Linked DNA regions of Homo sapiens: region 1 is linked to region 2. The links are chromatin loops, found by intact Hi-C in ENCODE. Cell type or tissue: B cell. All regions are shown on one strand.

What was found. A loop is a pair of places that touch in the nucleus more often than their neighbours do. Peaks named below come from ENCODE experiments on the same cell type or tissue, not always from the same donor. Only the 100,000 strongest peaks of a DNase experiment are listed, where the experiment ranks them.
Region 1: a loop joins it to region 2, with 26 times the contacts of the local background. A loop is called at or near these places in 1 of 110 quality-filtered maps.

The regions. Positions count from the first base shown.
Region 1 is chr6:4,405,767-4,410,766 of GRCh38, forward strand. No RefSeq gene overlaps it. Among named protein-coding and RNA genes, the nearest start is that of LINC02533, 81 kb to the right of the region's middle. In B cell, no CTCF peak of the experiment used is centred here; a DNase peak (open chromatin) is centred at 2,165; H3K27ac peaks cover 805 bases.
Region 2 is chr6:4,279,157-4,284,156 of GRCh38, forward strand. No RefSeq gene overlaps it. Among named protein-coding and RNA genes, the nearest start is that of ECI2-DT, 150 kb to the left of the region's middle. In B cell, a CTCF peak has its summit at 2,844; a DNase peak (open chromatin) is centred at 2,875; H3K4me3 peaks cover 1,147 bases; H3K27me3 peaks cover 1,719 bases.

The DNA.
Region 1 (5,000 bases), 130 kb after region 2:
GGAGGGGTGACCAACACCACAGCTGCAGCTGCCTGCTGCCTAAGCCATTTGAGCTCCTTGGGGTAGAGGCAGCAGCCAGCACTGGGACTCATAACTGCCTAACACACTAAGCTCCCTGAGCGGGGGAAGGGCAGAAGCCATTTCTATAGTCAGGCCGCACTTTTCTCCTGCTGGAGTCAGGGAGGCACCACGGCTTGGTCCCCAAGAGGTGTCCCCCACAGCCCAACATACCAGCTGTGGCAGACTGTGGCCAGAGCGCCTCTTCAGGCCTGACACTGACACATCCTTCCTCACTGGGCAGGGCTTCCCTGCAGGAACTCCAACAACTGCAGCCAGAGGCTCAGGGACAGAACCGAGATCTCCCTGGGCCTGAGCCCCTAATGGGAGGGGTGGCCGCACCTCCATTACCAGGAGGAAAGGAAGATTTAGCCTTTCCTCCTGGTAGTTCTGAGGAATCTGGACAGCCCAGATGAATGGGTTTCCCCAAAGCGAAGCACACTCCCTCCACCAAGGGACAGTCAAAATGCTTCATTAAACCAGTCCTGTTCCCTGTGCCACCCAACTGGGTGAGACCCTCCAACAGGGGTTGTCAGAGAGCCTATACAGGAGTGATACTACTGGCATCAGGTTAGTGCCCCTCAAGGTGAGAGGTCCCAGAAGAAGAAGCAGGGACTCATCTTTGCTGTTCTCCAGCCTCCTTGAGTGATATCTGTAGGCATGGGAGCGAACCAGATGAGTAGGGTCTGAAGTGAACCCCCAGCAAACAGCAGCAGCCCTTTAGAAGAGGGATCTGACTATTGAAAGAAAAACAAACAAACAGAAAGCAACAACATCATCAACAACAAAAAGTCCCCACAAAAACCCCATCCAAAGATCAGCATCCTCAAAGAGCAAAACTAGACAAATATGCAGATGAGAAAGAATCAATGAAAAAACACTGAAAAACCCAAAAGGCCAGGGTGCCTCTTCTCTTAAATGATTGCAACTCCTCTCCAGCAAGGGTACAGAACTGGACAGAGGATGAGATGGATGAATTGACAGAAGTAGGCTGCAGGAGATGGGCAACAAAAAACTCTGCTGAGCTAAAGAAGCATGATCTAACCCAATGCAAAGAAGCTAAGAACCTTGATAAAAGGTCAGAAGAGCTGCTAACTAGAATAATCAGTTTAGAGAGGAAGATAAATTACCTGATTGAGCTGAAAAACACAGCACGAGAACTTTGTGAGACATACACAAGTATCAATAGCCAAATCAACCAAGGGGAAGAAAGGATATCAGAGTTTGAAGACCACCTTGCTGAAAGAAGACATGCAGACAAGATTACAGAGAAAAGAATGCAAAGGAATGAACAAAGCCTCCAAGAAATATGGGACTTTGTAAAAAGACTGAACCTATGATTGACTGGAGTACCTGAAGGAGATGGGGAGAATGGAAACAAGCTGGAAAACATACTTCAGGATATTATCCAGGAGAACTTCCCCAACCTAGCAAGACAAGCCAACATGCAAATTCAGGAAATACAGAGAACACCACAAAGATACTCCATGAGAAGACCAATTCCAAGACACATAATCATCAGATTGTCCAAGGTCAAAATGAAGGAAAAAATGTTAAGGGCAGCCAGAGAGAAAGGACAGATCTCCTACAAAGGGAAGCCCATCAGACTAACAGCAAACTTCTCAACAGAAACTCTGCAAGCCAGAAGAGAGTGGGAGCCAAAATTCAACATCATTAACGAAAAGAATTTTCAACCCAGAATTTCATATCCAGCCAAACTAAGCCTCATAAGTGAAGGAGAAATAAAATCCTTTCTAGACAAGCAAATGCTGAGGAATTTCATTGCCACCAGGCGTGCCTTGTGAGAGCTCCTGAAAGCAGCACTAAATATGGAAAGGAAAAACCAGTACCAGCCACTGCAAAAACACACCAAAAAAATAAAGACCAATGACACTATGAAGAAACTGCATCAACTAGTATGCAAAATAACCAGCTAGCATCATGATGACTGGATCAAATTCACACATAACAATACTAACCTTAAATGTAAATGAGCTAAATGCCCCATTTAAAAGACACAGACTGGCAAATTGGATGAGTCAAGATCCATTGGTGTGCTGTATTCAGGAGATCTATCTCACATGCAAAAACACACATAGGCTCAAAATAAAGGGAAATGAAAGCGAATGAAAGCAAAAAAGGGAAGTGAAAGCATACCAAGTAAATGAAAGCAAAATAAAGCAGGGGTTGCAATCCTAGTCTCTGACAAAACAGACTTTAAACCAACAAAGATCAGAAAAGACAAAGAAGGGCATTACATAATGGTAAAGGAAACAATTCAACAAGAAGAGCCAACTATTCTAAATATATATGCACCCAATACAGGAGCACCCAGATTCATAAAACCAGTGCTTAGAGACCTACAAAAAGTCTTAGACTCCCACACAATAATAGTGGGAGACATTAACACCCCACTGTCAATATTAGACAGAATGAGACAGAAAATTAACAAGGATATCCAGGACTTGAACTCAGTTCTGGACCAAGCAGACCTAATAGACATCTGCAGAACTCTCCACCCCAAATCAACAGAATATACATTCTTCTCAGTGCCACATGGCACTTATTCTAAAATCAACCACATAATTGGAAGTAAAACACTCCTTGAGCAAGACTCCATCTCAAAAAAAAAAAAAAAAGAAAAGAAAAGAAAAGAAAAACCACTCCTCAGCAAATGCAAAAGCCCTGCAATCATAATGAACAGTCTCTCAGACCACGGTGCAATCAAATGAGGACACAGGATTAAGAAACTCACTCAAAACCACACAATTACATGGAAATTGAACAACCTGCTCCTGAATGACTACTGGGTAAATAATGAAATTAAGGCAGAAATCAAGAAGTTCTTTGAAACCAATGAGAACGAAGAGACAACATACTACAATCTCTGGAACACAGCTAAAGCAGTGTTAAGAGGGAAATTTATAGCACTAAATGCCCATGTTAGAAAGCTAGAAAGATCTCAAATTGACACCCTAACATCACAATTAAAAGAGCTAGAGAGGCAAGAGCAAACTAATCCAAAAGCTAGCGGAAGACAAGAAATAACTAAGATCAGAGCAGAACTGAAGCAAATAGAGACACAAAAACACCTCCAAAAAATCAATAAATCCAGGAGCTGATTTTCTGATAAAATTAACAAAATAAGTAGACCAATATCTAGACTAATAAAGAAGAAAAGAGAGAAGAATCAAATAGACACAATAAAAAATGATAAAGGAGATATCACCACTGACCCCACAGAAATATAAACTACCATCAGTAAATACTATAAACACTTCTATGCAAATAAACTAGAAAATCTAGAAAAAATTGATAATTTCCTGGACACATACACCCTTCCAAGACTAAACCAGGAAGAAGTTGAATCACTGAATACACCAATAACAAGTTCTGAAATTGAGGCAGTAATTAATAGCCTACCAACAACAACAACAAAAAAGCCCAGAACCAGACAGATCCACAGCCAAATTCTACCACAGGTACAAAGAGGAGCTGGTACCATTCCTTCTGAAACTATTCCGAACAATTGAAAAGGAGGGACTCCTCCCTAACTCATTTTATGAAACCAGTATCATCCTGATACCAAAATCAGGCAGAAACACAACAAAAAAAGAAAACTTCAGGCCAGTATCCCTGATGAACATCAATGTGAAAATCCTCAATAAAATACTGGCAAGCTGAATCCAGTAGCACATCAAAAAACGTATCCCCCATAATTAAATTGGCTTCATCCCCGGGATGCAAGGCTGGTTCAACACACACAAATCAGTAAACGTAATCCATCACATAAACAGAACCAATGACAAAAACTAAATGATTATCTCAATAGATGCAGAAAAGGCCTTTGATAAAATTCAACAACCCTTCATGTTAAAAACTCTCAATAAACTAGGTATGGATGGAACATATCTCAAAATAATAAGAGCTATTTATGACAAACCCACAGCAAATATCATATTGAATGGGCAAAAGCTGGAAGCATTCCCTTTGAAAACTGGTACAAGACAAGGATGCCCTCTCTCACCACTCCTATTCAACATAGTATTGGAAGTTCTGGCTAGGGCAGTCAGACAAGAGAAAGAAAGGAAGGGTATTCAAATAGGAAGAGAGGAAGTCAAATTGTCTGTGTTTGCAGGTGACATGGTTTTATATTTAGAAACCCTATCATCTCAGCCCAAAAACTCCTTAAGCTGATAAGCAACTTCAGCAAAGTCTCAGGATACAAAATTAATGTGCAAAAATCACAAGCATTCCTTTACACCAACAATAGACAAGCAGAGAGCCAAATCATGAATGAACTCCCATTCACAATCGTTACAAAGAGAATAAAATACCTAGGAATACAGCTAACAAGGCATGTGAAGGACCTCTTCAAGGAGAACTACAAACCACTGCTCAAGGAAATAAGAGAGGATGAACAAATGGGAAAACATTTCATCCTCATGGATAGGAAGAATCAGTATGATGAAAATGGCCATACTGCCCAAAGTAATTTATAGATTCAATGCTATTCCCATCAAACTACCATTGACATTCTTCACAGCATTAGAAAAAAACAACTTTAAATATCATGTGGAATCAAAGGAGATCCCGTATAGCCAAGACAATCCTAAGGAAAAAGAACAAAGCTGGAGGCATCACGCTACCTGACTTTGAACTGTAATACAAGACCACAGTAACAAAAACAGCATGGTACTGGTACCAACAGACATATAGACCAACGGAACAGAACAGAGACCTCAGAAATAACACCACACATTTACAACCATCTGATCTTCAACAAACCAGGCAAAAACAAGCAATGGGGAAAGGATCTCCTATTCGATAAATGGTGCTGGGAAAACTGGCTAGCCATATACAGAAAACTGAAACTGGACCTCTTTCTTACACCTTATACAAAAGTTAACTCAAGATGGATTAAAGACTTAAATGGAAAACCC
Region 2 (5,000 bases):
ATTTACTCCTCTGTTCTTTTTAGAGTATCATATCTTAGCACTTACACTTAAATCTCTGATTCATTTTGAGCTAATTTTGTATGTGGTGTGAGGTACAGGTCCAACTTCATTCTTTTCCATGTGGATAGCCAGTTATTCCAACACCATTTGTTTGAAAGACTATTCTTTCTTCATTGGGTTTCCTGGGAACCCTTGTCAAAAACCAATTAACTATAAATATATGATTTTATTTCTGGACTCTCAATACATGTCTATCCTTATGGCAGTACTGCACTGTCTTGGTTAGTGTAGATTTGTCATACATTTTGAAATTGGAAAGTTTGTGTCTTTCAACTTTGTTTTTTTTCAAGACTGTTTTGGCTATTCTGGGTCCCGTGTATTTCTATATAAATTTTATGATCAGTTTGTCAATTTAGACAAAAGAGGCGGCAGGAATTTTCATAAGGATTGCATTGAATCTGTAGATCAACTTAAGGAGTATTGCCATGTTAATGTTATTGTCTTCTAGAGTGTTATTCTTAAAAAAACAAGACAAATCACTGATTTCAACAGTTACTCAACTTCCATTTGCAACAGTTTAGTTTTTCTGCAATGTAAGTCACTCCTATTTACTCCAGCTACATTAAAAAATGGAATGCTTCACCTTGTCTGTAAATTATCTTCTTTGTACCAGATGAGCTCAACTATATTTCCTTATGAGACCTTAACGATTCCATTTTACTAGGGTTATTAGGTGTAGGTACTATATGAATTTCACTAAAAGATGAAGAAATCAGCTGGCCATGGTGGCTCACGCCTATAATCCCAGCACTTCGGGAGGCTGAGGCCGGTGGATCACCTGAGGTCAGGAGTTCGTGACTAGCCTGGCTAACATGGTGAAATCCCATCTCTACTAAAAATACAAAAATTAGCCAGGTGTCGTGGCATGCACATGTAATCCCAGCTACTTAGGAGGCTGAGGCAGGAGAATCACTTGAACCCAGGAGGCGGCGGTTGCAATGAGCCGAGATTGCGCCATTGCAGTCCAGCCTGAGTAACAAGAGTGAAATTTCATCTCAAAAAAAAAAAAAAAAAAAAAAGATGAAGAAGTCAAGGCAAAAAAACTAACATTCAAGCAATTACCTCACTTGCCACAGAAGAACAGCTAGATCTGTGATGAGAATGAAAGACTGTAGTTCCCACAGTACTGTGCTCTCCCGAGGAATTAGGAAGAGCTGGTTTCCCATCCCAACTGCTTGTTCTCCGTTCCCCTGTCTTAGTGTGGAATTTTGAAAAAGTACTTAATTTCTCTGAATCTGTTTTTTTATCTTCATTACGGTGGTGTGATCCAGGTGACCAAGTGACCTCGTGGGCCTGTGTCTGTAATATGACACACTCATTTTTAATGACAAATTATAGTTACCAAAGCTACACCCTCCCCAGCCTGGCTTCCAGAAACCCTCTTCACAGTGTCCCCTATTTGTTCTGAGTCTCAAAAGAGTGTCTCCTGTGCGCAGAGCCAGTCTGTTAGCTGCAGTCGTCTGCTCCATCACATCACTCCCGTTGACTCTCCTGCACCTGTTCCCCACCTCCACCCACCTTGTTTCTGCAGGGCCACAAGGAGTGCTTGTCATTGCATTGCCAAAACCAGGCAAGGTTGTTGTTTTGGGATTCATTCAAAGCTCCCTGTCCTATGGGCACCAGAGCAGGGCTGTTTCTATGCAGACAAGAAGAATAGTCTCCTCCACTCCAAATGCAGCAAGCAAGTCTGCCCAGCCCTGGAGTCCTTGACTCATACTTGAAGAATCCTATCAGCGTCATGCCCTTGTATTCCTGGCCATACTCCAGCTGGTGGAAGCCCTTAGAGGGGGGAAACATAGCATTCCATCACCACCTTCTCCCCATCACCTAGCCTGCTCCTCTCTCCCAGGTCACCACATAGAAGCTTGGATTAATGCAAGCCCACCAAAAGAAAACTGGCATGGGGCAAGGGGTGGGGGACCGTGTGTGGATCTTACCAGCAGCAGCTGGTGCCTGCTCTGGGGGCAAACATGAGGTCTCTGATGATTTAAAATGATACCTACCCCGGGAGGTGGCGTGAGATTAACTGAAATAATGCAAGGCAAGTCCTGGCACCAAAGACATTCCCCCCAGGGTTTCAAAATGTCAAAGATGATGAGGTCCCTTCTCTGGTAAAGGGTGCATTTATTTTCCAAATACTTCTCACTGCCTCAACGGAAATTTGCCTGGGCCTGTGGTTCCAGGGAACACTGTTTGGGGCAACCCCGTTTTCTTCCCGTGGACATGTGTGGCTCCATTCGAGTCCAGGAGGCAGACCAAACGCAGGGTCAGAATCGCTGCCTCGTATGCTCACCTGGACAGGCACTGGGAGATGAAGGACCATCTGTCTCTCGGTCCATGGTTTGGTCCAGCTGGTGCAAGAACCCCAGGTGCCGAAGGCGTTGCAGCCACCCTCCCCTGCCCACATGCCTGGGCGTCTCCGAACACTCCCCTTGGCGTCCACCACAAATAGAAGATTGTTTCATCCACCCATGCAAGGTCTTTCCCAGGACTCCTCCTACCCAGAAACCCAGGTGGTTCTCAGGGAGCTGCGCCAATCCCTCTGGCTGCACCCCGCAGACCCTGCCCACGCTCCAGCGCCACGTCCTCCGCAAGCGCGGTGATATGGCTCATCCTTCCCTTCTCGCCTTTCTCACAGCCCAGGTGCTGCACCCAGGCAGTCTGACGAAGCTGTTCCCGCTCCCAATCTGGCCAGACACGGCTCTGCGTAATTGCGCTCTGCGGTCCACCTGCTCCCCCGCGGCAGTCCCCCAGCTCCGCAGCAGGTGGGGCCGCCGCACAACCTCGCAGGCCCAGTGAGACATAGGAAACGCCAAACTGGGTTACGTAAGTGGGTTAGGCAGGTGGCGGGCGAGGTGCGTTCTACAGGAAAGTTGTGAATCAGGAGTCTGGCAACGTGAATTCTCAGTTCTCCTTTTGGTTTCATTACAACAAGCAGCTATTGGATGTCTGGTGTGTTCGCAGAAGTGTGATAGATGACTCCGTGTCGGAATACAGAAGCAGAGGGAGGGCTCTGGGAACAAAGCCCTGAGGATGAGACGCAGTCCTCAAACTCGACAGTTCACAGTCCGCAGGGGAGCAGACGTGGGAGCAATAATACAGCACATTACCACACATATAATAGTGAAAAATGTATGCAAGGTGTGGGGGGAGGGGGTGGATGGAGCGGGGAGGGGGGTGGATGGAGCAGGGAGGGGGAAAGAGAGCGATTCTTTCTGGAGTCAGTAAAGTCTCCAGGGACGCTCAACCTGAGTTTTGAAGAACAGATACAATTTTGCAAGGTGGCCAAGAGCATAGAAGAACGTTCTTGTTAGAGGAAACCAGAGTCGGGGGGTTTGGTGCCCTCCCATAATCTCCTCAACACCCTTCAAAGCTACCCTAAATAAGCATTCTAAGCATAAATAGCTAGTTTGCTATGTGAAATGTGAACTCCATGTCAAGACAAATCTGTACTGTCCTTTTCAATCCTACATACTAGCTTGAGCTGACACTCAGGGAGAGGTGTGGGTTGGGGCTTTGGGGACAAAGGACTGAGTAGTTCTGGAACTACAACAGGGGCAGACAAGACCATAAAGGACTTTGGAGGTCATGCTTAAGGACTTAAGCTTTATCTTGTAGGCTGGAGCTTGCAAGCTGGTGGCCATGAGATGACCTTTTTTTTTTTTTTTTTAAACCCTACGTACTTGTTTTGTTTAATTCTTATAAAGTTTTAAAAGTCAGTACCTTTCTGGCATCTCTTGGAAAAATCGGAGGGTTTGATGTCACTGGACTCACCATCCTGCCATAAGCTGGCTCCAGGTTGTAGCTGCTTCCTGGAAACCAGGCACCAGCTTGCCCTTTGTCTCAGTCCCTGCCATTCCCTCAGGCTTCCTGGGATCCTGTCTGGGCTCTGCAGGGGTCTCAGTCCCTGGAGGCAACAGGGACACACTTATCACTTGTCAGCACAGTCCAACGGTAAGATCTGGGCTGGTAACATGGTGAGGTGATTGAATTTGAAAGGAAGGGATGGAAGCAGGGAAACATGTCAGTCAGCCTTAGAGAGGAGAGTCCAGATTCAAGTAAAGTGGGAAACCTGTCCCTCCACTCCCCACCCGTGCACGTGCAGGTACACTCAGGCACACACTCTGAGTACAGCAAGACTGCTCTCTCTTCTTCAACTCTTTGAGTTCTTAGTTTCTTAAGATTTCTTTACCCTGTCAAGAATCACTCATGTTTAATTAAGACCACTTTCTTTTGAGAATAGGAGGGAAGTACAAATACCATTTTTTTGTAGGCCTGCTTCTCCCTTCTGCCCTCACCCTTAGAGATGGAGCTGGGTTTTGGCCCAAGGAGAACTTCAAATCTTGGACCATCAATTTTCCGACTCTAAAGGACCCCTCGCAGGATTAAGCTGCATACTTTTCGAGTATCTCTAGTATTCATCCCCCAAAGAACCAGTGCAATATTCTTCCCCTGCTAAGGAAAAATGGAGAATTGTAGGATGAAGTGTGTCAGGGGAATAAAAGAGAAGGTACCCTCTGTGGCCCTAGAGCCATGTATAATCCACTGCAAATCCCCTCTCCAAATTACAGTGATTTGTAGTGGAGGGAAAAAAAAGAAAAAGACTGAATTTCATTCCTGCCTTCAACATTTTCATCCAGTCCACTGTTTGGTGACCCACTTGGAGTGGCTCTTAGTCTCCATTAGTGCAGCAGGATGGGAGAAGGATTGTACAATGTCAGTCTGTTGCCAGGCAGACGAAAACCAAGTAGTAGTATTTCTCTGGCAAATAATCTAGCCAGTCTTGGTCTCTATTGCTAGAGCTAATTACACTCACAGGTGCCATGTTACTTATTTAATCATCTTATTCAATGCCACTCTTCAACATTGCACTTTTAAATAAAATAAGGTTTCTTTGCATGGTCTCAATGATAAATGCCAGTAGAGACAGAAATGAAGAT